Regions from separate parts of the Mus musculus genome. Here all the other regions are linked to region 2. The links are chromatin loops, found by intact Hi-C in ENCODE. Cell type or tissue: heart. All regions are shown on one strand. Each heading gives the region's core, and the rest is flanking DNA. Links, peaks and the distances in the headings are about the cores only.

What was found. Peaks named below come from ENCODE experiments on the same cell type or tissue, not always from the same donor. Only the 100,000 strongest peaks of a DNase experiment are listed, where the experiment ranks them.
Region 1: a loop joins it to region 2, with 2.3 times the contacts of the local background. A loop is called at or near these places in 3 of 42 quality-filtered maps.
Region 3: it touches region 2 in a loop (4-fold over the local background); 35 of 42 quality-filtered maps call a loop at or near these places.
Region 4: it touches region 2 in a loop (2.1-fold over the local background); 6 of 42 quality-filtered maps call a loop at or near these places.

Annotation. Positions count from the first base shown.
Region 1 is chr3:104,592,579-104,599,963 of GRCm38, forward strand. No RefSeq gene overlaps it. Among named protein-coding and RNA genes, the nearest start is that of Gm26091, 5.0 kb to the right of the region's middle. RefSeq lists an enhancer at 4,357-7,385. In heart, for the core only: a CTCF peak has its summit at 4,067; a DNase peak (open chromatin) is centred at 4,753; H3K27ac peaks cover 2,334 bases.
Region 2 is chr3:104,671,283-104,678,667 of GRCm38, forward strand. Gm34548 (a long non-coding RNA gene) reads right to left here. Exons shown (of 4, transcript XR_867542.1): 3 at 6,978-7,385; 4 at 6,269-6,406. Among named protein-coding and RNA genes, the nearest start is that of Gm34548, 5.7 kb to the right of the region's middle. In heart, for the core only: a CTCF peak has its summit at 3,156; DNase peaks (open chromatin) are centred at 3,309, 3,739 and 4,369; H3K4me3 peaks cover 1,604 bases; H3K27ac peaks cover 1,888 bases.
Region 3 is chr3:104,507,444-104,514,828 of GRCm38, forward strand. Lrig2 (leucine-rich repeats and immunoglobulin-like domains 2) reads right to left here and starts at 4,475. Exons shown (of 18, transcript NM_001025067.2): 1 at 4,013-4,475. The coding sequence starts at 4,248. In heart, for the core only: CTCF peaks have their summits at 4,643 and 6,426 (motif pointing right); a DNase peak (open chromatin) is centred at 4,598; H3K4me3 peaks cover 2,666 bases; H3K27ac peaks cover 1,956 bases.
Region 4 is chr3:104,006,969-104,014,353 of GRCm38, forward strand. Phtf1 (putative homeodomain transcription factor 1) reads left to right here. Exons shown (of 19, transcript NM_013629.2): 19 at 20-522. The coding sequence ends at 40. Magi3 (membrane associated guanylate kinase, WW and PDZ domain containing 3) reads right to left here. Exons shown (of 21, transcript NM_001159354.1): 21 at 6,291-7,385. Among named protein-coding and RNA genes, the nearest start is that of Phtf1os, 42 kb to the left of the region's middle. In heart, for the core only: a CTCF peak has its summit at 3,497 (motif pointing right); no DNase peak of the experiment used is centred there.

The DNA of each region.
Region 1 (7,385 bases), core at 1,541-6,540, 78 kb before region 2:
ATCCTAGGCCCTGTAATGAATGAGATGACTCTGTGGTGGGCCATGCTTTGGGCCACCAATGTGTAGAGATTATACTTTTATCTGCTCCGGTATCAAGGATGCCTTCAAACTCTTTTCCATTAATCTTAAGGCGGAGCTTAGGTCTATCATTTAAAGATACAACCAAATAGGCAGAATCATTTCCTGAGGAGCCCATTTTCTTTATCTCAGGTCCTGCAGATTTCTCCCTGGTATTATCAGGGAGGAGCAGCAGCTGAGCTATCCTATCTCCTTTACTAATAGAAAAAACGCCTTTAGGGCTTGAGCACAGGACCTGTATTTCAGGGGAATGTTGACAATCCATAACTCCAGGGTGGACTACTAAGCCCTGCAAGGTGAGTGAACCTCGGCCGAGAATAAGGCCCATGGTTCCCGGGGGCAAGGATGGTATAGGCTCCACCGGCACCGGCTGAATACTCATTTGAGGCATTAGTAGGAAGTCGGAGGCGGCACGCAGGTCCACCCTTGTGGGTCTTCCTGGGTCGCCTCTCTGACTGCTTCCTGGGTCCTGACAAACCGGTTCCCATATCTTTGAGGGCCCTGGGACCGAGGGCCCGATGACCCGTTTTTTGGCACATCAGTTGATTGACTATCAGGTGGGGGAAGAATTCTGCCCTTTATATCCCTCACAGAGCGACACTGGTCAGCTCTATGATAACCCTTGCCACACTTAGAGCAAAGAGTGAGAGTCCCTCCCTGTTTATCTGGAGCTCTGCAATCTTTCTTAAAATGCCCAGGCTTTCCGCAGTTAAAACATGTCCTCTGATCATTTCTGCCCATGGAGCGGTTTTGGGATTGAAGGATGGCAGCCGCTAAACCTGCATTGCTGAGGGGTCCCCCAAGCTCTCGACAGACCCTGAGCCAGTCTTGTAAGCCTTTGTTCTTTCTTGGGGCTATGGCCGCTCGGCACTCCTTTGTGGCTTGCTCGTAGATTAGCTGTTCTATGAGAGGCGCAGCTTGCTCTGACTCTCCAAAAATACGCTCTGCTGCCTCTGTCATTCTGGCCACAAAATCTGAGAAAGATTCCTGAGGTCCCTGGATTATCTTTGTTAACTGACCAGTGGTTTCACCTGCTCGAGAGAGCGCCTTCCAGGCCCTAATAGCCGTGGAAGAAATCTGGGCATAAGCTCCCCAATGGTAGTTTGTCTGATCAGCAGAATAAGCTCCCTGACCCGTTAACAAGTCAAAAGTCCAATCTCTCTGCTCTGGAGTCAAAGCAGCTGCGTTTGCTCGGGCCTGCGCCTGTGCAGCTTCGTGCCAAAGCGCTTTCCATTCCATATATTTGCCCATACTAGGGAGAGCGGCTTTTACAACCGTCTGCCAATCAGCAGGCGTTAGTGCCATGCCAGCGAGCCTGTCTAACTGCACCAAGGTGAAATTAGCATTGGTTCCGTATTTACGAACCGACTCGGCAATTTCCTTAATCTGTACGTATTCTACCGGAGCGTGGACACGCCCACCCTCGGCTCCTTCAAAGACCGGAAATGCCTGTTCTATTTTCCTTTGTTCCTCTCGGGGAATGAATGAGTCTGCGCACTGCCTCTCTGCGCATTGCTGACGCACTACGGGCTGACGCACTACGCAGGGCGGGGACTCCGCATAGGGCGGGAGTGCACCTGGTAGCCGATTGCCCTGAGGCCAATTAGCAAACTGGCCTTCGCCAGCCGCTTTTGGCTTTTTTCTTGACCGATTAGCTGGCTGGTAATGGGCTGCTTCTTCCTCCCAGTCTGTTTCCTCAGAGGAGGATTCTTCATCTGCTTCAGAGCTACTAAGAGCTGGCTTCCTGAGCTCATCTAGTGACGAGTATCTCCTAGAGACCTCCGCTAATCGATCTTTTTTCTTCTCCCTTTTTCCTCTTTTTCTTCTAATCTCTCTCCAGGTATTCCTACCTAACCTTAACTTTTCCTCGGGTTCAAGACCCTTGGAAAGGCCTGTATACTTACCGTTTCTCCTTGTTCCTACTCTCTCTCTCCGCTTTACTTCTGATAGACTGTCCTGAATTTCCTCTAGAATTTTTAGCCCTGCCTTAAGCACTATATAACATGTGAAAAGGAACAAAAGGGCTCCTAACACTAGAAAAAGTTCAAGGCCAAACATACCTGGTAAAGCCATTTCTCACTTCCGTTCCCCAGCTGATGAGTTCTGAATTCGGCAGTTGAATCCTTCTCAACAGTCTGCTTTACGGGAACCTTTATCACCGTCGTTCCCCAGCTGATGAGTTCTGAATTCGGCAGTTGAATCCTTCTCAACAGTCTGTGTTACGGGAACCTTATAACCTTGATTCGCAGTTCTGGTTCTGGAATGAAGTATCCCTCCTGCGCCAGTCCGGAGTTTTTTCTCGTCCCGGATTTTCTCGTCCCGGAATTCGGCACCAATTGTTATTAGACGCGTTCTCACGACCGGCCAGGAAGAACACCACAGACCAGAATCTTCTGCGGCAAAGCTTTATTCTTACATCTTCAGGAAAAGAGAGCAAGAAGCAAGAGAGAGAGAAAAGCAAGAGAGCGAGAAAAGCAAGAGAGAGAGAAAAGCAAGAGAGCGAAAAAGCAAGAGAGAGAGAAAACGAAAACCCCGTCCCTCTTAAGGAGCATTCTCCTTCGCCTCGGACGTGTCACTCCTTGATTGGCTGCAGCCCATCGGCCGAGTTGACGTCACGGGGAAGGCAGAGCACAAGTAGTCATAAGATACCCTTGGCACATGCGCAGATTATTTGTTTACCACTTAGAACACAGGATGTCAGCGCCATCTTGTAACGGCGAATGTGGGGGCGGCTCCCAACAAAACCCCACTATATATCACAGATTTCATAGGTAACCCCCAACAAAAACAAATTTCTAAATCGGACTAATATAGAGCCTTCCAAATCTATTCCTTTAAAGGCAACAAAACTTTCCTGTGTATTTATTGAACTGTCAGACAGTTTAACTTGCTAGTCAAACACACAAGCTTTGGTCTGATTAACTCTCAGTTCTGTTTCTATTTCTTGCCAAGAGTTCAGCTTTGGGCAGATTTATTAGCACAGTGAACAAAGAGAAACAGCTAACTGTAGTGGTCCCCCCTACCAGGGAGGCTGAGGCAGGAGGATCACTTGAGCTCAGGACTTTGAGGTGAGTTTAGGTTTGTCTCTAAAATTAAATTGAATTTAAAAATTAAATGGAGCCCAGATTCGGTAGTGCTGGTCTTTAATCCCAACACTCTGGGGGCAGAGGCAGGAGGATCTCTGTGGGTTCAAGGCCAGCCTGGTCTACAGAGGGAGTTCCAGGACAGGCAGAGCTGTTTAGAGAAAGACTCTGTCTCCAAATGAAAAGAAAACTAGTACATGCTGAGCATGTAGTATGTTAGTATGTAGTGTGTTGTAGTATGTTAGCATAAGCATGCAGTATGTCACTTTGTCATACCCAGTTCAAAGATGAGAAGGGAGAGGCAGAGAAAGAGTGAGGAATTTGCTTAAAAGGAAAATAGAAAAAAGGTGGTGCACAAAGTCCCATCCCAGACCAGGATCCCAAACATATATCCTTCTGGTCCTTGAACACTGAGGGAACCCTCACTGTACCGGGGGTCTCTAGAAGTCAGACAAGGAGTCATCCTGGCCCCCAAGAAGTCTTGTGTGGCATGACTTCACCACAGTGAGGTTTTTATTCTCAGCCACATATGTTTAGAAATTCAGTCTGTCTGCCTTACTAGGTATGGCAGCGTACACCTGTAATCCCAGCACTTGGGAAATTGAGGCAGGAGGATTGCTATACATTTAAGACCAGCCTGGAATTACAGAACAGGCTCTGTTTAAAAACAAAACAAAACAAAAAAGCCAGAACAAAATCCAATCTGCTAACACATAGGCAGTGAATTTGTTTCCTAAAGCTGATTCAAAATCCCAGAGGCTGGTGTTTAAAATCACAACAGCAGTTTATTCTTAAAATTATTCTTGGATACAGAAAGAAGCACAAAGGCTGGGGACTGATACACTCATGTCACACGTTCAGCACTCAGGAAGCCTAGTGGCCAAAGTCATTGCTTGCAGAGCCGGCATCAGAAGCCAGGGAGCCCCTTTCCTTTGTCTCTAGGAAGTCTGTTTTAAGTTATGGATACTGCAAATCATGACAGAGTCAGGCTCATTGGTGCCAAGGCATCAACTGACCTGCCTTAAGAACTGAGCAGGTGAGGGTAATCTCTTTCTTGCCAGCCCTTGAACCCTCAGTTTTCACTCTGAGACCCTTTCTGTTCCAAAGCCTCCAGGGTCCAGCCCTGGTCCTGAATACTGTGTGTGAATTGAGGTCAATTATTACCCCATACCACACAGCACCTTGCAGCCCACGGGGCCGTGCTTTTCCTTTACTAAGTGAAACGTTGGATACTATACTGACTCTCAGCTTTCTGATCTTGAAAGGGCAAGTTAGTTCCAAGTTCTTGAGGCTTCAAATCCTGACTGAAGCCTAAGAGCCAGGGCTGGCTGGTGGACATTAGCTACTCTTTCATTTCTGAAGGTTTTGCCGGGTGGGCTCTCAAGCTTCAGAAACAGACTGTCGCCGTCAGATTTCTGCCTGTCTCCTGAAAACCAAAGGATAACAAATACTGTTTCTGTAGCTACCGAAGAGACAGACCGCTTGGAGGAAGATCTACATGGCTCTGCAGACTCCCTGGCTGTGCCAACTCTGGGGGAGTCGCTGCACACAGCAAGAGTCGGCTCTAGTTCTTGGCTCTTGGCCACAGTTCCCACAGCTACAGCAACATTGGCAGCTCCTGCTTTCGTGCAGAGCTTCTAGCATGCTGGGAGTCTCCTGCTGACAACCTCTGAAAGACAAGGCTCCAAGTCCTACTAGCTAAGGCAGCCAGAACTTAAAGGCGAATGGCTGCGGCCAGATCCCTGGAATCAGGTCATGTCAGAATCTACTGCAAGAAAGGATGAACCCCGCCTGTGTATGTTATATAACACTTTGCACAGAGGGGATAGTATAGAGAAACTATAGACCTAAGTCTATAAAAAAAGCAGGCTGAGCAAGCCATGAGCAACCTCTCACCTCTCCTGAGCTCTCAGAGTTCAGGGAAGAAAATGTAGGTTCTGAGGAGCAGATTTGCTTTTAATTTATTTTTTTAATTCTTTATAATTCATCTGTTATATTCAGAATGAATTCACAAATTTTGGTCAATTTCATATCTTATTAACCAGTGTTCTAGAAATATTTTTACTTATGTAATTAATCTTACTTATTTACTTAATTTTGAGACAGGGCCTTACTATGTAGTCCTGGATTCCCTGAAACTTGTGTAGACTAGGCTGGCCTTGTCTTAGGGTTTTTACTGCTATGACGAAACACTATCGCTAAAAGCAACATGTCATAGTCCAACACTGAAGGCTGAAGTCGGGTCAGGAAGTCAGGGCAGGAACCTAGAGGCAGGAACCTAGAGGCAAGAGCTGAAGCAGAAGCCATGGAAGGGTGCTGCTTACTGGCTTGCTCCTTCATGGCTTGCTCAGCCTGCTTTCTTATAGACTTAAGACTACCAGCCTAAGGATGGCAACATTCACATGGAGCTAGGCCCTCCCACATCAATCATCAATCAAGAACATTTCCCATAGTTCAATCTGCAGAGTCATTTTCTCAAGTAAGATCCCTTCTTCCTGGAAAAACCTAGCTTGTGTCAAGTTGACATAAAAGTAGCCAGCACAGTCCTAAAACACAGAATTTACTAGCCCCTGCTAGGATTAAAGACATGTACCACTACACCTGGTTTTTCTTTCTTTTCTTAAATTTGGGGGGTGGGGGCTGGGGAAGGGTGGCCCATGGGCACACATGCTCACGCTTGTGGATATGTGCACATGAATGCAGGTCCCTTCAGAAGGCAGCAGAGGGTGTTTGAGCTACAGGCAGTTGCCAGCTGCCTGTCAGGGGTGCTGGGAACTAAACTCACTGTGTAGTCTTGGATGGCCCAGAACTCACTTTGTAGACCAGACTGGCCTCGAACTCAAAGAAATCTGTCTGCCGCTGCCTTTGCCTCCCAAATTCTGAGACTACAGACTTGTAACATCACACTGGACCATTGCCCTCTTTTACCTCTCTCCCATTCCTTCCTGCCTCCTTTCAAGTTGTTGGAGTGTGCTGCAGGAGGGAGAGAGTCTCAGTTTAGGTAGAGCTGTTCACATGAGCATAGGTGGGGGGTTATGTACCAGACACTGGGCAATTTACCAGTGATTACACCACTGAATAAAATAACTTCCTTCTCTAGCAACCATTAACTGCCAATAGTCCCTCAGGGAGGGATAGGGCCTGTGAGCTCTGGGGCAGGTTTTTTCCCCTACACTTCTGGGCTCCCACACAGGCAAATACAGTGAGGATCCAGGCCTTGCTGTGGTTGTTTTGTTTTGCTCTTTTTTTGAGGCATGGCCTCACTATACAGCCCGGGGAGGGGGGGGGGGCTCCAGCCCAGTCCTGCTTCAGAGTTGCTGAGCTTATAATAGCCCTTTGACACCACTTCCCAGGCAAGACCCTGCCTTCTGAGACTCATTCTTCCAAGACTCCTAGGTAGATTCTGAGCTCCAGGCCACAGAACACTGGAAATATTTGGTGATCCACGACCTCTTCTGGGAGAGATCTCTTGATTTTGCTGGGAGAAGCATTCAGACTGTCTGCCCTGCTCATTGAAGACCAAGCAGGGTTCTAGACTGCCAAGTTCATTTATTCAACATAGGAAAATTTATTACCATTTCCTGCCTCAGTCCAACATTCACACCTGAAACGCGTGGCGTTCCTAGCAGTGCTTAAGGGTTAACTAAATGGGAAGGCTTGGCCCCTCGGTGATCCTTCTGGGTCTGGGTGTTTTTGAACATTCCCTACGCTCTACTCCCTTTCGTCCTAATGGGCCCTACCCATTGAGGTGGATTCCAGACCTCTCCTATATCTTTGCCTTGGCTCAGGCCTCTGACCCCTCCACAGCATCGACTCAAAGCAGAGAGATGGCCAAAATAGGCAGTCAGAGAAGAGCACAGGCGTTCATTCCTATTGCGTCTGCTCAACCTCTCAGCCGCCCTGTCAGGGAGCCTCTCAGAATCACAGGCTGGGCCAGAGAGTCTTGCCCTCCTCATTCACAGTGTGAGAACAGAGTGACCTAAGAGCAAGGTCCTTCAGAGGCTGTGTGCTGACTGCTGAAAAGCCAGAGAGATACTGCTGCGGATGTGGTGGTGTGCACAGGCTCCTTTCCCTGGGCCAGGCTGAACTACGTCCCCCACAAGATTCTTTTCCCTTCCTCTGCTTGCATTGGTCGTCAGGAGGGTTGTTAATGATTCACTACGAGAAACTTCTACTGTCAGTTTTTTCTTTCTTTTGGGGGGGAGGGGGAGTGGAGTAGAGCAG
Region 2 (7,385 bases), core at 875-5,874:
CTCATTTCCACCTTCAGGGGCATATATGCATGCGTGCAGGTGCTGGAAGACTGAGGAGGTCTGGTGTTTGTCAGGAGCAAACAGGTCAATCTAAGGGTGGCCCAGCATGACAGGCAGAGAGAGTGGGGACAAGATGAAACCAGGGAAAGCAGGGGCATATCGGGTCATTCTGGAGAGTCTGGGCTTTAGCTGATGGGGACTAGGGGAGCCATGGGAGGCCTTTGATTTGGGGTGGGGGTGACATTCTTGTTCTGTTCTCAGCCATATCACTTTGATGTAGTTTGATGTAGTTTGTGCACCAGACTGGAAGAAGGCAGGACTGCATGCAAGATTTCATTTCAAATTGGGCCATCTGGTCTGGAAATAATGGCAGTCTAGAGGAGGATGGGGGTGGAGAGGAAGGCAGAGGGAACCTAAGGAGGTTTAGAGGAGGCTGAGCAGCAGGGGTGAGAGGTGGGGGCTGGGAGGAACCCAAGGCGCCTGCCAGTTTCTGCAGCAGGTGCCACCCGATAGGGTGGGGCCCCCATCTACTCCTGGCACTTGATCCTAGGGAGGTGCCCACTCGCATCTCCCCGTCTCGGACTGGGCTCGCAGAAAGCCTCTTCTCTCTCCTCCACTCTATGACCTGCATGCAATTCAATTCCACCAACCATGAGGAAGTGCCCATTCCGTGCCAGGAGCCCTTAGAGACTTCTCTCCAGATTCACCAAGTGGAGTTCTGCTGAGCACACTGAAGCAGAGTCGGGAGATGGGGTTAGCAGGGGAGAGGAAAACTGTGAACCTTTGGCCAATAGTCAGGCCCTCTTTTTAAAAAGACCCTAGTTTTTCACAGCCATGTTGGGAATACTGACGGTCACCCCAAAGCCCACTATTAACAGGAAGCACGCAGCCTCTTCCTGATCAGAAAGCCTGCTGTCCTATGGCCCTCCTGTTAGACCCACAAGGGGAACATCCCACGTGACCCTTCACTTCCTCAACCCAGCTTCAAGCCATTAAATCCACTCCTACAAACCCAGGCATTCTCCCTAGAGGCCTCCAATTAACACAGAGATAAGAAGACCCTTCCACTGCCAGGATACTATAGTAACTTCTTTTTTAACTTTTAATCTTTATTGCTAGAATTGAACCCAAAGCCTTGAGCATCTACCACGAAGCTGTACTTCCAGCTAAGTTACAGTAAACTGTTTTGTTTATTTATCTTTTGCAGTGCTGGGAATGGAACCTGGGACTTCACACATGCTAGGCAAGTGTTCTATAATGGAGGTGTATTTCTGGGCCTTTACATCTTTTAAATTGTTTGCTTGTTTGTTTGAGAGGGTTTCTCTGTGTATCCCTGGCTACCCTGGAACTCAATTTGTTGATCAGACTGACCTCAAACTCACAGAGATTTACCTGCCTCTACCTCTCAAGTCCTGGAATCGAAGGCATGCACCACCACCACCAGGCTTTTATTTTTTGAGAAGCTCTAAGGATGGCTCAGTGATTCTTACAGAGGACCCAAGTTCAGTTCCCAGTACCCATGTCCAGCTCACAAGCACCTGTCACTTCTGTTCCAGGAGATCTTGTGTCCTCTTTTGACCCCTTCTTAGATATACACATAAATTAAAATTAAGATCCTTTATTAGCCGGACAGTGGTGGCACACGCCTTTAATCCCAGCACTTGGGAGGCAGAGGCACGAGGATTTCTGAGTTTGAGGCCAGCCTGGTCTACAGAGTGAGTTCCAGGACAGCCAGAACTACACAGAGAAACCCTGTCTTGAAAAAACAAAAACAAAAACAACAACAAAAAAAATCCTTTTTGTTTTTAAAGATTTATTTATTTTATGTATGTGAGTACACTGTTGCTGTCTTCAGACACACCAGAAGAGGGCTTCGGATCCCATTACAGATGGTTGTGAGCCACCATGTGATTGCTGGGAATTGAATTCAGGACCTCTGGAAGAGCAGTCTTACCCACTGAGCCATCTCTCCAGCCTAATCCTTTGGTTTTTATGTAGATAATGTGTTGCTAAGTTACTCAGGTTGAACTGAACTCTGCCATCCAGGCAGCCTTTGTACTTCCTCTAGTCTCCAACTTCCTAGCCTCCCACTAGGCCAGTGTTTTATTTCTTTTAAAATTGATTACATTTACTTAAGTGTGTGTTTGTGTAAGTGTGTGTGTGCTCTTGTGGAGGTCAGAGAACACTCTATGTTAGTTTTCTTCTACCTTACACATCTGGGTTGGCTTGGCACCAAGTGAGTTTGCCTGCTGAATCCTTCCGCTGGTATTTGTTTGTCTTTTGAGAGGGTTTTGTTTATTTGATCCAACTGTGTAGCCCAGGCTTCTCTTAGATTAGACATTCCCTCCTGCCTCAGTCTTGGGAGTGTTGAGAGTATAGGCATGTGACACCACACCTGGCTTACACTTATTCTCAAAGTTTTCTTTTCTGTCCGCTCTCTTCTTCAGAGTCTCAGTATGTTGCCTGGATGGCCTTCAAACCTCTGGGCTCTTGTTTCTACCTCCTGAGTGGCAGGGACTTGGGGTGTGCACCACCACACCCAGATTAATATTGACCTCTTATCACACTTGTGCAGGCAAATTATAGGTCTGCTGTCTGGAGCCCAGGCCAACTTGTTAGGAAGGAGAAAGGCTCAGACACCCCTAGGGTTGAAAGACAATAAAATTTTTGTTTTGTTTTGTTTTGTTTTTTATTTGTTTACAGTCTCCCCTTAGCCCAGGCAAACCTGGAACTAACTCTGTAGTTAGGCTGGTCTCAAACCCACATTGGTTCTACCTTACCCTCTCAAGTGCTGGGATTACTGGTGTGAGCCATCATCACCATGCCCTGACGGGCATGCCTTTACCTACCTTACTCCTAAATTTGCAAACACCTCAGGGTAGTTTTGCAGCTGGTGAAACTGGAGTTGTGTTGGGTTAAGTCACTCTTGCTTATCAATGTCACGTGACCATTTGTGCATAAGCTAAGAAAAATCTTTTTTCCAGTAGTGAGGCCTGAACCCTGTCGCCAGGGCCTCTTAAGCAAATGCTGTCACTGAGCTGTGTACCCTTAGCTCCCTGACCTGAAATCTCCACCCCTTCACGCCTGACATTCATGACTGCTTCCCGGTGACCTTGTGTCCTGGATCCCTGCTTCTTATAGTCCTTCTTTCCCCTAGAGGCAGGCTCAGAAAGCTGTTTTCCTCTTACTCTTGTCTCGGGTCATTTGGCTGAGGAATTGCAGCTGCCTGGGCGGGGCTGGATGGTAGAGGTGTCTGGATCCGCAGAGAGGAAGCGACTGGAGTTCTCAAGAGTCCTGGGTTCACACTGACCCTTCCTGGTGTTCCCTGGCCCATTGCAGTCCTCCTGGGCATTGCCTAGGCTCCCCGTGTTTCTGCTTGCTTACACCCAGTCCTCAGGATGTCCTCTTCCCTTGCTAGAGCCTCAGCCTACGAGCCCGAAGCTCACATCCTGGGGGTTAATTTCTACCAACTCTAATGCCTTCAAATCCCAGGCTGAGCCTTCAGGCCAGGGTACAGCCTGCAGAGCTGACTCATGTGAAGTAGCTATTGGGTGACAAAGGTGAGAGTGGGCAGAAGCCTCCAGCTGCCCCTCCCATCCCTCCCCCCCCCCCCCAATCTGGGCTCCAAGCCACTGTCCCACGCAGCTTTCAGGGGGAAATGTCCTGATCTAAACTAAGACCAGTGCTATTTCCTGGGTCACAAGATCTCCACTGTGCCCCCTGGACAAATCTCGGTGACACCGGGTGCTTGAGCTGCATGGCTGGACAGGCTCCAGGCTTTGATGCAGCTTCTGCTTGAGGCGTTTACCCCAGCAGCTTGGCCAAGCTAAAGCAACCATTCATCCTGACTGTTTCCAAATGGGGGACTTCCTCTGATGGGAAGATCGTCTGATTCTAATGGGGTCTACATCTTGCCTTAAGTGCTGCTCCTAGAAGACACTAGCGCCAGCCCCCTGGGAGTAGAAACTGTCTACTCCCTCCCACCTACACCTCTGGAGAAATCCACGCACCCACCCTCACACCCCAGTACTGCGGTCATTCCTAACACAACACACCCCAGTGACCGCAAACATCCTCCCTCCTACACACAGCTGGACCTGATCTACAGAGGCGTTAATTCCTCAGGACCTGAACAGCGGCTGTTCCAAGTCCAGGGAGACCTCACGCCGACCTTCAAGGAACAAGAGAGGGGCCCGTCGCTGGACACCCAGGATGGTCTCCGCCCACCCTCTTTCCCATCAAAGCCTTTTCTCCGACATAGCTCCGTAGAGACAGTTCAGGCCCTTACGTGGCAGTGTGCGGCGCCCTCGTGTGGCCCATAGCCACCCAGCACGCTGGCCCCCTGGACCTTAGCTTTACCTCGGCTCCCCTGGCACACCTAGGTGTCCCCTCCCCCATCCGCTCCCCCCAGCTGTCCCCACCGGATGTCAGAACTCCACCTATTCCTGTACGGTGGCTTCCTGTCGGTCAGACCAGGTTAACCTGCTCTTTCCATTAATAGGAGGCTTTGAGAGTCTGGAGCAGGAATCCTGCCACGCTTAGCAGATGCCCTGCTGAAGTGAATTTCCTCATGTGTCTGTCTCCCTGCCCACTCTGAAAGGGCTTCGTCTAGGAAGTGAAAGAAAGGAAAACAAAAACAAAATTACAAAACCAGAGTAAGTTCGCAAGAAAACCAGAGTCACCCATCATCAACTGGGCTTTGACAATTTATCCACCGGAGGGAATGCGAGCTGACTTTCAAGCGTTAAGATTTATGGGAGGCTATTGGTACTGGGCACATAGCTAAGGCAAAGATAAGTCAATCATGCTTAGTGGAGCCAAAACCAGGTTGTTTACCAACCTTCACTGATGATAGTGACGATGATGATGATGGCAAAAAGAGAAATAGCTGTAATTCCAAGTAAGCCAGTTTAGCTGTTATGAATAGGAAATCCCCTTTGGGCTAACCTGTACAAGCCCAGTTAACCTATCTTTGTGAGGTTTTTTTGTTTTTTGTTTGTTGGTTTGTTTGTTTTGTCTTTTTGTTTTTTGAGAAAGGGTTTCTCTGTATAGCCCTGGCTGTCCTGGAACTCACTTTGTATACCAGGCTGGCCTTGAACTCAGAAATCCGCCTGCCTCTGCCTCCCGAGTGCTGGGATTAAAGGCATGCGCCACCACGCCCGGCTTCTATGTGAGTTTTTGTTGTTTTTTTGTTTTTGTTTTTGTTTTTGAGATGGTCTCACGATGCAGCAGCCCTGGCCAGCTTGGAACTAACAGAGATCTACCTACCTTTACCTCCAGAGTTCTGGGATTTAAAGAGTGCCACCTTTTGATTGGCTGATTGATTATTTGATGCTGGGAACTGAACTCATATCAGAGTCTTAGTCACTCTTCTGCTGTTGGCATTGAACACCCCCCCCCCCACAGCACCCCCACCCACCCCCCACCCATCCACCCCCCACCCTGCTGCCTCAAGCAAATCTGCTTTTCATTTTGTTTCTACTTCTTCAGACCCCTTTTCTATAAGGCAAACTCCAGGATGTGTTGTTGTGACTCATGAACCACAAATAAAAGGCCTATGATTAAGTTTATTGATTTGTTAACGACTCTCCTCCATTTTAAGGCATAGCCTTATGCGGTTCAACTGGCCTGGGACCCTTGGTCCTCCAACCTCCGTGCAAAGGCTAGGATGACAAGTATCTGACACACTGGCCGGCTTTTGTTATTTTCTTTGCGAATTTGTTTCTGTCTTTATTTTTTGAGGCAGGATTTCTCTGTGGCCTTGGCTGTCCTGAAACTCACTACTATTTAAACCAAACTGGCCCTCTGACACTATGGTTAGCCTCATTTTTAATCATTTACTTAATTTGAGGGGGGGGATTCGAGATAGGGTTTCTCTGTGTATCCCTGGCTGTCCTGGAACTCACTCTGTAGTCCAGGCTGGTCTTAAACTCAGAGGGATTCACCTGCCTCTGCCTCCTGAGTACTGGGATCAAAGGTTTCTACCACTAACAACTGGCTTAATTTAATTTTTTTAAAAATTCCTTTAATTCCAGCCCAGGATATCCCTCACTGCATTGCTGCTCTGCTAGCACTGGTAAACTGAGATGACGTCAGTTATAAGATTATCAGCCAGATAAAGTGATGCACACCTTTAATCCCAGCACTAGGGAGTCAGAGGCAAGCAGATCTCTATGAGTTCGAGGCCAGCCTGGTCTACAGAGTGAGTTCCAGGACAGCCAGGGCTATATAGTGAGACCCTGTCTCAAAAACAAAACAAAACAAAACAAAACAAAACAAAACAAAACAACTATCAGGATGCCCCTGTACAACAATTTTAGTAGCATAGGCCTGCATCCCACTTACCTGCCCAAAGACCCCTCTCCTCACCTGAGATTCCACTAGAGAGACTCTAACTACAGCCAGGCTGTGGGAAGAGACGAATGTTAAGTTAGTAAAGACTCATAGAGGGCATGTAGGCCGGCCTCCCTTCTTCAGGGCAGCCTAGTTCAGCAGCTGGCCCAGTGACAGGGACTGGGCAGGGTTGACAGTAAGGGGAGCTGCCTGCCCTGGTGCAGTCTTCCTGGTGCCCACACAGCTCTGACTGTTTTCTACCACTTAGCTTCATCAGACAGAAGCTCTGCTGAGGCGCTCTAGACTGTGTCCAGACTGAGGAGGGTGCAAGCCCAGGCTTCAGGCCAACTCAGCAGGCCTAGGGCATGCATGCCCTTTGCCCTGGATCATGGGACATCTCTGGACAGTAGGATGACCCAAATCAACTGCCTAAAGACTTTGCCCCTGTAGACCAGCTGGTGTAATGAGCTCATACTGCACATGTTTAAGTGTCTGCGGAGGTGTTCCCAGACCAGCCCTGACCCAGAGCTGATCTTAAGGAGGCCTACCTCTTTTTTTTTTTAATTAGGTATTTTCTTCATTTACATTTCCAATGCTACCCCAAAAGTCCCCCAAACCTCCCCTCCCCGCCCCCCCAAGCCTACCTCTTATAGCAGGCCGAGACACTTGGGTCCAGGCTACAGCTGCAAGAGACCTGAGGAGTGTTGTCATCCAGTGAGCAAGAAAGGCTGCTGATTTGATATGGAACTGCCTTGGTGGGTCTCAGAATTTAGGGTGCAGAGGTTAAGGATCAGGCCTCCCCAAGGGACACTTTCCTGTCTCTCCTGAATAAACATAAATGTAAATTCACATGGTGACAGCGGGGGAGATGTTTTGGACTTGAAAGGCCCAACTTCTTCATCCCCAAGAGATCGGAGTTACCTTTTCCACCCCAGTTGAGCCCGTGCAGGCCAGCAGGAGTATCTGGCAGGAAAGCGGAGGCCAGCACTAGCTCTCTTGTGTTGGTGGCTACACTGGGTTCCTGAATCTCCAGGGGCTTCAGCAACTTCATG
Region 3 (7,385 bases), core at 1,657-6,656, 160 kb before region 2:
AGAGAAACCTTGTCTCCATAAAACAAAATCAAAACAGAAAAAAAAAAGTTAAGTACGTAAACTATTCCACTCTTTTGGAGATTGTCCTAAATACAAATGTAGTAATTTGATTGGGATAAAATTATTTAAATAGCTTTGATTTTAATTTGTATTAAGTGAACATCCTAACATTTTTCATGACTAGAGTAATAGAGAATTAGTTGAGTCATCTACTTTGGCACATAAAAGAAAATATAAGAACACATTAAAAGCCCTTCTTAAAAACATTTTTGCTAAGCTTTTAATATGCTCTTTCTCCATTGGTTAAATGCCAGTTTCTCATTAGGCTTAGGACACCCTTTAAAGAATAAAGCAGGGCTAGGAAGATAGTTCTACAGTTAAAAACACTTGGCAAGTTAAAGACTGGCATTCAGGTCCCCAAGACCCACATAAACATTGGGTGGGTATGGTGGCCCACCTGTAATTCCAGTCTCCAAAGGCAGAGACAGGGGTTCCCCCAGCAAGCTAGCTAGATCTTGGTTTAACTGAGAGTCTCTGCCTCGAAATAATGTGAAAGGACAATCTCATAATCTCATAATATATTACCTCCCCACAAAAATTTAGACCTATAAGATTGGGATGGATAGATGGTCAGCTCCTAAGAGCATATAGTGCTCTCCCAGAGACCTAAATTCAATTCCTAACAGCTCACAATGTCCTACTTCATGGAGATCTAATGCCTCTGACCTCCAGGCACTTGTATGTACATAGGCAGGCAGGCAGGCAGACAGACAGACAGAGAAACACATACACATTAAAAATAAAAATTTGCCCATTTAAAAAGGCTACTTACTAAGATGAGAGAAATGCATTTTCAAGCATTAGAAAACTATGTGACTATCCCCCACTCCCCTTGGTTTTTTGAGACAGGGTTTCTCAGTAGAGCCCTGGCCTCAGATCCCCTAGGACTAGAGTTACAGATGGCAGTGAGCTGCCTGCGTGCTGGGAATTCAACCCTACCCTCTACAAGAGCAGCCAGTGCTTTTAACTGCTGAGCATTCTCTTCAGCTCCCTACAAAGTATTTTTAATAAAAATGGATCTGTGAAGCCGGGCGTGGTGGCACACGCCTTTAATCCCAGTACTCAGAAGGCAGAGGCAGGAGGATTTCTGAGTTCGGGGCCAGCCTGGTCTACAAAGTGAGCTCCAGGACAGCCAGGGCTATACAGAGAAACCCTGTCTCTAAATAAATAAATAAATAAATAAATAAATAAAATGGATCTGTGAGTCTTCCAAAGCACAACAGAATTCTGAAGAAGTAAACAAAATACAGATCTCCTAAATTGGCATTTGGGAAGCACTGACAACTTGGGCTGGGGACGGAGCTTAGAGGACTTGCCTAGCAGGCACAAGGCCCTAGCACTCTATAGCTATTTTGGCTAAGTGGTTTTCCATTAACACTGGATGTCAGAATAACTAGGAAGGATTTAAATATAGGTTGAATATTCCTAACCAGAAAATCCAAAATCCTCCAAAGTCCAAAACTCTTAAGCATCAACATTATGACACAAATCAAAAATTACAGACACACCAGTGTCCAGTGTCGTTCACAGAATGATCCCAGCAATAGGGAGGCAAAAATAGGAAAAGTAGAAGCTTAAGGACAGCCTGGACTACTTAGAAAGGCCTTGTCTCAAACAACAAAAAAATTGTTTCCTCTTCCATCTAGCTGTGAGCAAGCCAGTGCATGCTCCTTCTACCACAGAGTCTTCTTTTCTATAAGACTCCATCTCTTAGAGCATAAGCCAAAACTCCTCCCTTGAGTTGATATGTGTCAGATAATTGGTCACAGCAACAAGAAAAGGAACAGTGGTGGCCCATGCCTTTGACCCCAGCACTCAGGAGGCAGAGAAAGGCTGATCTCTGAGTTGGAAGCCAGTCTGATCTACAGAGTGAGTTCCAGGATAGACAGGACAATATAGAGAAACCCTATCTTGAAGAACCAAAAGAAAAAAAAAAGAGTAACTAACTAATATAAAAATTCCACACTAAGAAGTGAGGCTGTTGTTGCAATATGCTGATCATACTGTTCTGTGGCTCTTAGAACTGGTTTGCAAAAGGAAAATAGCAGAATTTTGAGTTATGGGTTAGAAAAGCCCTAGAATGTTAAGAAGTTAGTGAGCAATACATTGATGCCAAAATGCTGATAACAGTATAAGCAGTAGACTCTATGCTCATTAAGTTTCAGAGAACAAGGACTCTATAGGCAACCAAACTAGAGCCCATTCGAATGACACCCTGACAAAGAACATGGCTGCATTCTGCCTGTGATTTGGTATTTTTAGTGAAACTATATTCAAAATAATCGACTATAAGGGAATTTATTCTCCAAGGCATTTCACTTCAACTAAAAATGTCAATTTAATTTTTATTTCAATTTTCTGAATGCAAGCTGGGAATGGTGGGCAGCAGTCAGTAAGCTGAGGCAGGAGGATGGAGAGTTGCTTATCCTGAGCTACCTGGCAGTATCCCCTCTCAAAACACAAAAGGTAAAAAACAAAATAAATAAATAAATAAAATTAATAAATAAATAAATCCAAATGTCAGTTATCTTCTGGCAATTAGCATCTTTGGTAACATTACTATATACTTGCTAATGATTTTTTTCTTATTTTTTTCAGCACTAATGTTCAAACCCAACTTCATGCATACTAAACAAACACACTCAGCAAGTCTCACTGAAGGATCTTCAAAAGCAGGCCATGTTTACTTCAATTAGTTACATTAAGTCAGACTGTTTTTAAACCTATGTCAGATTCAGTCTATCATAATCAGGTAGCTGTCTCATCAATTTCTTCAAAAAAGGCACCTACTGTATAAAGAAGATGCTGTGCTTGGATTAATTCAGACTATGCTAAATGATAATACTAAAGTCTGAGTCAAACCAGAATAAGCCTCAGATATAACCACCACAAAATGACAGGAGCTGTATTACTATATTGCAATTCTATAGTAACTGTAGCAGTTACTAATTTTCTCAATGAATACAGGAATTAGCTTCTTTCCTATCTATGCTAACCTATAAATACGTTCTGCAAATGTATACTTAACCTCTGCAATACAGATGTTCTACCTGTATTCTTTTTCCATTAAGAACCTAACCAATCTTTGTATTTTAATTATATCACAAAACTATTTTTAGTGATAACTCTTTTTCAGAGGTAACTCTAGAAGTCAATTAATAAGCACGTTGATCAGTTAGTGGCAGAGACATAACTGTATGTTGGTGGCTAAGAAGTCTCATAATTGCAGCATTTAATACCTACTGTTCTATTTAATGCCTACTGACTCAGAGCAGTGAGCTCTCCAAATGCCACTAGCTAATACAAGTTTGTCAGGATTTAAAGTCAGAGCTAGAGAATCCACTCGATCACTGCACTGGATTCTCATACATAAACAAAGAGATCTGAAATGAAGGTTCTTTAACTCAAAGGAACATAGTGAAGACAAAGTATCGTGATTTGGGGAAAAAAAATCTTTCCCCTCTTTAAACTGACTACTAAAGAATAACTGCTCTTACAAAACATTAGAGATCAGCAATGATCTTCCTTAGGCATGCAGAGGTTTTCAACCCTATCAAGAACTCAAGTATCAAAACTGAAACATACAATGAGCCGATGGGAGAACTGGGGACAAAAGAGAGATCCTGTATCTTTGGGAGAGATCGTGTTTGCATCACGTGCCCAAGGACCAGTCAAGCTGGAATTTTAAAAAAAAAAAAAAAAAAAAATGATGCAGCCCAAAGAGGGCTTTGCACTTGGACCCGACCCACAGCCATCCAGAGTCTCAGCTGTGCTGCTCAGGACCCGTGAGTCCAACATTAAACATCTCCAGCCCGGAACGTCACAGACCCCAGATCTTAACCCCTATCTTCCCACGAGTACCGGGAAACCCTAACATTCAAAGTTCACAATCTCAATAAGGCAGCTCCCTTCCGAACTCGGTGGCGACCGCGCCCTGGGACCCTCTACTCACAGGCTGGAGATGTCGGAGGGCAGCGGGCCCGACAGTGCCCTCCAGCTGGGCGCGGGCAGCTTCCTGCGACTGCAGTCCAGCAGAGGAAGACGGCAGGCGCAGGGCGCCGGGCACAGGCCGGCTCGGGCAGCGGGCAGCAGCCGCAGCGCCTGCGCAAGGATGAGCAACCGTGCGAGGGGTCCCAACCCACAGCCCAGGCGCCGCTGCTCCCAGATGCCGCGGGGCGCGGCCGCCATCTTCCCCTGGCCGGGACCCGCTCGAGAACAGCAGCTAGCTCAGAGAGTCGGCTGAGGAGAGATGCCCGGAGGCTAAACCGCCACCCGGAGCCCGGGCTGTCACTTGTCCCCTCTCAGAGCGGGCGAGAGGAGGAAACGACGCTACCGCAGGGGAGGGGGCGGCGGTCGGGGGCGTAGAGCTGAAACCCTGACAGACACCGCTCGTCCGCCCCGCCCCGCGACGCAACGTACTCACGCTCAGCAGCCAGCCAATCGGAGCCCCGGGATGAGGTTGCGTCGGAAATTGGGTTCTGAGAGAGGCGAGGCCTACGATTGCCCCGCCCCCTAGGAGGCGAGCATTACAGCGGCCCTTTCTCCTTTTCCGAGCTGCTTCTGCAGTTCTGCAGCTATTCCTCCGCTTGTGGGCGCACTAGGGCCTTGAAATAGAATGGAAAAAGCGAAACCCGAAACGCCAAATCCTCACTGCGGTTGATCTGCAGTAGTAGTGAAAAAAGACCTATTCTGTAGGCTCCTGCAGAAGGGAATGGCACAAGGGCTGCATGCCAAGCAGCAGCTGCAAATAAGTGCGCGATCTAAACCTAACTTCGACCACATCAGTCTCCGGAGCCCAACCAGGGCGGCCTCTGCGGCCGAACTCCCTGCCCTGAAAAAATGTGGCAGTTGGTTCTCCCGGAGCATGGCACGCTGTCACTGTGAAAGGACTTCAAGTTCCCATTGGCAGAGGCGCTATTTAGTCAGTACACCTCCGGCTTCTACAGTAGCCTGGAGTTCAATAATTGTCTCTAAAGAAAATTCTTTCCTCGATTTGGGAAAATATTGTTTCATCTTCAGAAGAACAAGTGGGACAAATAGATAAAACGTTGGTTTGAGGATGTGGGTTTTCTGGTTTCTGTTTGAGGTTTTTGAGCAATCAACAAAGTTAAGAAGACTGGAAGGAAATTATCCTGAAGTAAAAAGACTTACTGGGAACAGCGGAATCTAGCTACCTTGTGATCTCTCCGCTGTGTGTTACCTACAAAATGAGTAAAAATGAAAATATCAGTAATGGTTCACTGACATATAGTGTCTATACTTTTCAAAGACTTTGCAAGCCAGGTGTGGACCAGCACGCCTGCAGTCTGAGCACTCCTTGGGAATTTGAGGCAGGAGAACCCAAGTCCCAGTTCAGCCTCATCTGCATAGTATGCTTTGTATGAAAGAAGAGGAGAAACGAAAAACAGGGTGGGTAAGATGCTTCATCAATAATAGCTTTGCCACCAAGTGTATCAACCTAAGTTGAATTCGCAGACCCCACATGGTAGAATGAGACAACTGACTCCTGCAAGTCCCTGTCCTCTGATCACCATATGCACCCTGTGGCACTTACACACACACACACACACACACACACACACACACACACACACACACCATTTCCATCCATGTCATGCCTTTGGGTTAAAATTACTTTTCTGACTGTCCTCGTGTGCTTGTCTACTGCAGAGGACTTTTAGAAAGGTGTCTCCTTCAGCTTCTTCTCCCTTCTTCTCCCAGTAAACATGACCATGAAAACTAACAGCAACTACTATTTATTACCATTGAAGCAAAATGTGAAGCCAGAAAAGTGATAGAGATATTGGACTTCATCAAAAATGTACACTTCGGGGACAGCAGAGATGGCTTAGCTGTTCAGTAAACACACAATGCTCCTGCAGAGGACCAGGGTTCAGTTCCCAGCACACACACACTGGACAGCATGAAGTCCAGCTTCGAGGATTCTAACGCCCTCTTCTGGCCTCCAAGGGCTTTCTGGAAGAGGAACAAGAGCTTAGCCATCTCTCCAGCCCCTGATTTTTTTTTTTCAGTGTGTGTGAGTGTTTTGCTAACATAAGTTATCTGTGTACCACATGTATGTAGTCCCTGAGGAGGCCAGAAGAAGGCAAGGGATCCTCTGAGACTAGAGTCACAGAAGGCTGTAGGTGCCAGAGATGAAACCTGGGTTTCTGCGGGGGACAGCCAGTGCTCTTAACTGCCTAGCCATCTCTCTACCCAGCCCAACTCCAATTATATTTTTACAGCATAGAGGTCTCAGTCTGTAGTCCAAGGTGGCCTTGAACTCAAGAGCATTCAGTCTCAGCCTCCTGAGTGCTTGGGTCACAAGCAAATTTATTTTAAGATTTATTTATGTATTTATTTATTTATTTTATGTATGTGAGTACATTGTTGCTGTCTTCAGACACACCAGAAGAGGGCATCCGATCCCATTACAGATGGTTGTGAGAATAGAATTACAGGCCATTTGTTGTAAGATATCCTCTGAGTGCTGGGAATTGAACCTGGATCTTCTGGAAAAGCACTCAGTGCTCTTAACTAATAAGCCATCCCTCCAACCACTGGGGTGTGTGTGTGTGTGTGTGTGTGTGTGTGTGTGTGTGTGTGTGTGTGATATTTGGTGGTGTGTGTGTATGCCATGATTTTAGCATAGAGGTCAGAGTAGACATCCTTGTCAAGTAAGTCTCTCCCTTCATCTTTTTGTGGATCCTAGGGACTGAACGCAGGTCATCAGCTTAGAACAACAAGCACCTTTATCTCATGAAAAATCTCCCTGGGCCGAGTATTGACTTTTGCATATGATTAAGAAAAGATCCAGGTATCACATGTCTTTGATCCCAGCACGAGGGAGGCAGAGGCGAGCTGATCTTGAGTTCTAGGTCAGCTTGGTCTGTGGAGTGAGTTCCAGGACAGCCAGGGCTGCACAGAGAAACCCTGACTGGAAACCCACACACAAAAAAGTAAAAAGAAAGAAAAGAAAAAGGATTCAAGTTCTTTTTTTTTCTTCCATGTGACAACCCAGAGAGCTGAGCTTCATTCAGTGAAGGTTCTGCCTTTCATTACTACTCTGAAGTTCTATGTCATAAATCAAGCATCTAATTAAACACCTGATATGTATCAAAAACCAGGTGAACTTTCCATGAAGCAGTACTGTATTTTAAATTACAGTAGCCTTCAAATATATCTCGATAGCTGGCCTAGCCAGTTCTTCTACATTTTTCACTCCAACTCTATCTTTGTTGTGCCATAGTGATTGATGTTTTTCTTAGGATTACACTAAACCTCTGAATCATCCCGACAGAACTTAACATCTTTATAGAAATAAG
Region 4 (7,385 bases), core at 728-5,727, 660 kb before region 2:
GGTGATTTTCTTTTCTTAGCTGTGGAAAATTAAGTCCTGAGCTGAGATGTGTGCCTGGACTCTGCTGGCTGGTGTCACTGCTCCCCCACTGAGGACAAAGATGGCCCACAGAAACCAGTGGCCCCACCTGCAGGCTCACATGCATCAGTCTCTCCACTCAGCCCCGTCTAACGAATGGAGCTTCGGCACCTCCTTTCCCCGGGGCCTGTGTTAAAAACCTGCACTTTCATGGTTCTCAAGCAACGTGAATAGTCAGCAAACTAAAGCCTGCCTCACAAAGACTCGGACTATTCCTGAGTCAGGACATTTATCCTGGAGCCTCCAGTACTGTGCTAGTTATACTTACTGTAAATAGTCTCTTGGGTAACCATGGTAGGTGCCCGAAGCATGACGCAACTGTCTCTTATTGGAAATATTTAAATGCATTACTTTTCTACTATAGTCTATGGATTGGGGACTTCTCTATCAGAAGGAGAGAAACTATTTTAGGTTGAATCCAAATAAAAGAACTTTACTAGAGAATTTCAGTTTCTAGGCTTTTTTTACAGTGAGGGTGGAGGAATGCAATAACTTCAAACAGAATTTTGTTTATTTTTGGAGGGAATCTCCTTTAGAGTTAAGCCTGTAAGTACATTGTTGGTGAGCCATGCATGCTCATGAGTTGGCAGCATGCCCATCCGATGGCACGGCCTCTGGTGGTTTGCCTGCTGTGCAGTGGCGGGTATCCAGCCTCTAGTGCACTTGAGGTCCTCAGTGTCTAACGATGGTTCATACTGTGCCGCGGATGTAGCCTTACTTGTTAGTGACCCAGCATGCACTCGTGGTTAATGGAGACATCGGCATTCCTGCTCACCAGGTTCCCTACCTTGAAGAATTTCTTGAGGAAGACTGGAAGCATGAACACCTTAATGGTAAGATTTTGTAAACTTGGTTATCTCATGTACGACAGTTATCATGGGATTGATTTTACTTTTTTTTTTTTTATGTGTATGATTGTTTTGCTTGTGTAAATAGTTGTGTGCCATGTGCATGTCTGGTGCCTGAGCCCAGAAAAGTGCACTGGATCTCCTGACACTGAAGCTACAGACGATTGTGAGCTGCCATGTTGGCGTTAGGAATTGAACTCCGGTCTTCTGCACACACTCTTAACCTCTGAGCCATCCCTCCAGCCCCAGTTACACATTCTCTATGCAGGACAATTGACGAACTTAAAGATTAACTTCCCAAGCCGGGCGTGATGGCGCACGCCTTTAACCCCAGCACTTGGGAGGCAGAGGCAGGCGGATTTCTGAGTTCGAGGCCAGTCAGGTCTACAAAGTGAGTTCCAGGACAGCCAGGGGCTACACAGAGAAACCCTGTCTCTAAAAACAGAAAACAAAACAAAACAAAAAACAAGATTAATTTCCCAAATATACAGATTGTATAGATCTTTCTCTGTTTAAGTCTTTGCCCCTGCTAAGTGTCTCAAATTTCTCACCTGTTAAGTAAGTGTAATAACTACCTAATGGGGTTGTTATTATTTAATGAGAGTGAAAGGTTCTTGGCAGTTAATTCCACTGTAAATATTATCATTATCTAATATCCTTTTAAAAAATCTGATAGCTTTATAGCTGTGAAGATACAAACATGTATAGGTAGTGGATTGGCAAGAATACGCACCTATCCCAAGTGCTCTGAGGGAGCTATGCTTTATTTTATTTTATTTTTTTTAAAAACTTCCATTGATCCACAGATATATATATATATATATATGTGAGTGAGTGTATGCTCACATATGTTTGTTTGTATGGGGTATTGTGTGTGTATAGAAGTCAGCAAAGCAGGTCTGTGTCCCTTATCAGTATGGTGATTAATTTGAAGCAGGGTCCCTTGATTTCTGAGTTTGAGGCCAGCCTGGTCTATAGAGTGAGTTCCAGGACAGCTAGGGCTACACAGAGAAACCCTATCTTGAAAAACCAAAAAAAAAAAAAAAAAAAAAAAAAAAAAAGTAGTTGAATGCTGGGAGTGGTGCTGCCTACCTTTAACCCAAGCACTAAGGGGGAAAGGGGGCAAGGGAAGGGGTGGGGCAGCTCAGTTTTAGGCAGGCCTCATCGCCATAGCAAGCTACCCAGTCAGCCACATAGTAAGACCTTGTCCCAACAATGAAAAGGTGTTCCAGTGCTTTCTGGACTTCATTGTTTCTGACTAGAAGTCTTTGGCTTTTGTTCATCTCAGATGAATCTGATGTTTATTTTCCACTCCTTTAAAGATTTCCACCTTTACCACTGACTTTGTGCAGTTGAATTATTTGTTGATGTAGTTTTCGTCATATTATTTGTGTTGCGGTGTGTTGGGCTTAAGGAGGCTATGGTTTATTGTTTTGTATCATTTTATAGATTATATTTTCACATGATCAAATTACAAATTTTTGGGGCATTAAACAAGTTTTTCCTACATTCCACTCTGACCTGCCTCCTTTTAGGACTCAAACACACATGCGTGTTAGGTAATTTGAAGCATCTCTTAGCTCACCAATGTTTATGCTTTTTCTTTGTTGTACCTTCAAGTTTTCTATCCTGTTCTGCACTAATTTGGTAATGTCATCCAGTGTAATATTAATCTTTGAGATAAGTTACACTGTATAACTGAGGCTGGCCTCTAACTCCTGACCCCCTTCCATCTGTCTGTTGGGATTGCAGGCATGTTCTATTGTGTCTGCTACAGCCAATATATTTTCCATCTACAAAAGTTTGATTTTGATCTAAGAAAGTCTACATCTCTACTTACAATATTTTCTCCCACATAATAAATATATTTACATATTTATATTTGCTGTGTCATTTGGGCATTTGTTTTTATTGTGTTGTCTCTTCATTTAAGACACGTTTCTGTTTTACATGCCTGGTAACTTTTTATTGGCTGTGAATTTTACAGTGTTGAAGAATAGGGTATTGTAGTGTGCATGTATTTTTTTTTTTTGTAATATTTGGAGAGTTTGGGCATTTCAAGGATTACTTTGAAGTTTGGTAGGTGTGCCAGGAACAGCTAGACCTAAGATAACTTTGCTGCTAAAGCAACATCTTTCTATACGCTGTACTTGCTTGTTTGTGACGAGGTTTTCCTGCATTGGTAGTGATTACAGCCCTGCGTTAACTTTAGCACTAAGTTTTCCTTCCTCATTGTTTTGGAGGTTCATTGTGGTTGGGTGTCATGTGTTTGTGCTACCAGTACCTAGCTAAACCTGCTTTGTCTGGTTTCCTTTTTACACTGCTGCTATCTGAAGGCGGTCTTGGGAGTTCTCCTTGTTTAATTCTATTATCTGTGCTACCTTTGTCCAAAATCTAACATCTGCTTCTAATTATTTTGTTTTAAGGATAGACTCATTTTCCTCACCTTAAAATGCTTTAGTCCTTAGGCAGCTGCTCAGGTAAAGGTTCAGTGTCTAATCTAGTTCCACACTGTAGAGGTTGGAGTGAGATGTAATGCCTAGCCTTGGACATTTGAATACTTGTTCCCAGTAGGTGGTGCTGTCTGGAGAGGCTTAGGAGGGAAGGCCTTTCCTGTGGTCACCTCCCAGGCCCTTCTCTCAAGTTTGGCCTCCTCAACCTCACTTCTCACTGCCTTCTACACCATCTCCTTTACCGAGTTTTTGCTCTTAGTAGGTATTTTCAACTATTTCTTCCTCAAATGTGTATTTTTACTGCTCACTGGATAGCTACTGAATAGCTCTTGGCTTTCAGTTCTTGGTAGGGTTCTCTATTGTGACCCTAGTTAATTATCTGTTATATCACTAGTAATTTCCTTCATGTGTATCATAATCTTTTGCTGACTTGTGTCTCCTTTAATTAGACTTTAAGCCCCTTGAAAACAGCTGCTTTCTTCTTTACTCTTCAGAATGCAGAACAGTACTGGACCCCCCTAACAGATGCTTAGCATATATATGTACACTGGATGAAGAATAGTTCTCCCGTTTGTGCAGATACCAATGTTTCATTTATCCCTGTGTAAATATCCAGTTACTTAAGCTTTGATTCCTTAAAAGGGCTAAGATTTTGGTAATATTACATTGAGAAATATAACCAAGATGAAAAAATAGAATTAGGCTAAGTGGGGGAGTAATATATATCAAAGAATAAGAAAATCATCCATTGATTTGTTTTTAAAATGTTTTCTGGGAAAATCATTTCTTCTAAAATTGCTATGAAGGTATACTCCACAAACCTAGACATGTCAAATTATGGTAACAAACACAGTAAGCTAAACAATGAAGAGTTAAATAACAATGTGCTTGTCTAAGTGGAATATGGTTTTCTTTCAGCAAGAAAAATTCTAAACTGGGTCTCTTACATGTGCCAGTTTATGGATTCAAGCATTTTATTCACTAGTGCTATGTAAAGCAAATCAACCTTATTTTAAATTCAACTAAATGTTTTGAAAAATCATATATATATGTATATATATATATATATTTTTTTTTTTAACACAAGGTTTGTATATATTCTTAATAGGCCAGATGGGCCTTGTTCTCACACATGGTGATTTGGAGTCATCTGAGAACTCATTGATTTATTACATACATGGACCAGTGTAGTGATTTATCTTCTATTTCTTGCAGTCACTGGTTTTACTGAGCCATGAGATTTGAGTACAAACAAGCAGTGTTATATTTCTCCTATATGATACTCCAACAAGGTAGTACTCAGGTTAACTAGTGGTTGTCCTTAAGACAAAATAAGTTTCTTGGTTTGTGAATTTTGGCATTTTTGTTTTTGACTTTAATGTACAGAGTATAAAATGGGCATGTATCAATAGGATCGTAAAAGCAGAGTTTAAGGCTAAATTAAAGCAGTTGGCTGTGTCCGTATTTTAGACTACGAGATTTAGACTTTGCTGCTAGATCAAATTCATAAGCATTCATATATTTCATCGTACTTAATGTAGCTTGTGTGATTTGAGACAAGGTAGTTTTGCATAGGTTCAGCTCTTATATCAATATGGTATAGTGACTGAGAGCCTATCAAGTTTGTAGATGTGCCAGATGAATTCAGTTAACTACAGATGGTAGCCTTCCCAAAATGGTAGCATACTGATTGCTGATAAATACTAACAGCAGAATCAGAAAGTTATTCAACTTATTGTTTAGAAAGCTGAAAGCTTTTAGGTATGAGGCATGCCAAGACACAGTTATTGTGATGTAGTTCCTCTTTCCAGTGGCCTGCTGCGGCTCATGAGTCAGTGCAGGTTCCTTGGCTCTAAGAGCAGAGGGTAGGCCAAGCTCCCGTCTGAATCTTTGTGGAAGTCACTTACAGAAGTTCATGTATTTCTGTGAGAAATAGACATCCAAAACATGGAACTCCATTTGTCCAGATGTTTACAAAGCATTTGGCTTTCTATTGCTGCACATGAAAAGTATCTTGACTATTATTACTTTTTTGTTGTTCTAAATCTATGAGAAAGCACACCCAGAATGTATGGAGGATGATTTGATGGACGTGGTTCTCTACCGTGTGAGATAGATGGGGATGGAAGGGTTGGTGGTAGGGTCTTACTTGCTGAACCGTCTTGCTGTCCCAGTTTCCTTTCATTGAGTGAGAATAGTCCCACGTGAAAAGCAAAAAGCCAAATGCTTTCTGGGTCCCAGATCAGATCTAGAGGTTGACCCTGTTCAAAACTGCTCAGCTATAAGGATGCTGTAGCTGTCAGAAGACAGTCCTGCCTGGGTATATATAACAGTGTGTCCATGTCCACAGAACTGCTTAGTTCCTACTTTCAGCAGCTTTCCCTGACACATTTCCATTGTAGGTCTGGAAATGGAACTGGACTTATTTTTAGTGTGAATTCATGCAATTATAAGAATTTTTTCTCCTGAAGAATATTAATTAACCAGAGTTTTGAAGTAGGGTTTAAGCAGTTAATATACTAAGTGAAAAGAAGTCAAGTCTACACACTTAATTTTAAAACGAAAATAAATAAAACGGTTTTAAATATCGTAAGTTGCCATGGAACTCTGTGATCTTGTGGTAAATGGTCTATTCATTAGTCTATTATAAATGTGTAGTACTGGATTCCAGTGAGATATAATACCTTTTCTTTCCTGGTAGTGGAGAAAAGGGGTATTAAAAATATCATTAATAGAAAATGGTGTACAACTCAAGGCTTTTATCCATGGGTGAGATTAAGTACTGGAAAAGACACATTACTTTGTCTTTCTGATTGTCAGTCTTTTTGATGACTCAGATCATGATGGGACTAGGTTCCACAAACAGCAATTTTAAATGATGCTAACAGTTTTAGAAAAAAGCACGACAAACTTTTTTTTCTTTTTTAATATCTATATAAAAAATAACGAGCGATTTACAGATCTTTCTCTAATCAGAACCTCAAGTGTATATATATATATATATTTATATATATAAAGGTACTGTACATATATAAACATTTACAACCAGTACATCCATATTTTGCTCAGCATTCCAAGGCCACATTGCTAAGTCAGTATATAATCAGTACAGTGACATGTTACTTAGGAAGAGCCACATCATATTGACAACATGACATCAAAGTTATGTCACAGTTAACAATAAAAATAGGATTTGTATCACTAATGTGGACTACAGGGAAAATAAATCATCTCTGCAGTACTAAATTCTTAGCATTTATCAAGCTTCCTAATTGTCGCTATTCAAGTAGTTTTGAGATGGGTTAAATACAGTTCTGGATGGAAGCATGTGTCATAACGGGCCAGTACAGTTGTCACAGTGGAATTTGTCAGACTCACAAGGTAACAGAATGAGTATTCAAATACTCCGTAAATAGACAGTTTTGGTCTGAGGAATGTCTGTATTTATAGATGTTTCTGAATGCTGCTTCAGGGAACTAATGTCTTGATCTATTTTATGAGTTTAAGAATTGTCTCCAACTTTCAGCAAACATTTTTATTAGATTTTAAAAAAGAACTCTGAGAACTTTGTTTTTAAATAATTAGCTAAAAATTAAAGTTCCAACACACACAGTCTATACCATATTAGTCCTAACTTGCTGAGGAAGCCTAAGACAGGCTCTGTTTCTAATCCCTAATGCTTGTGTGTCTGCCCCTAGATGAGCTCCTCTGTCACAGGAGCTGGTGCTTTGTCTGGCAGTGGACTGTAGAACTGGCTTCATGATTAAGTCCCTCACAAAAATCTACATACTATTTTAGGTCTTCAACTATATTAAAGACTAATGGTTAATAATCAAAATATCCAGATGTAGTAGTTTTTCTTTAAAGAGAAACAAGCGGTACTTCTACATGCTTCTTGTACTTCCCTCAAGACTACAGGTGATCTGAGACACTGTCACTACATAAGGATGGCTAACATGGCAGGAGGCTGTTAATTCTGTTGCTTAGAGTACGTTCTCATTTTGAG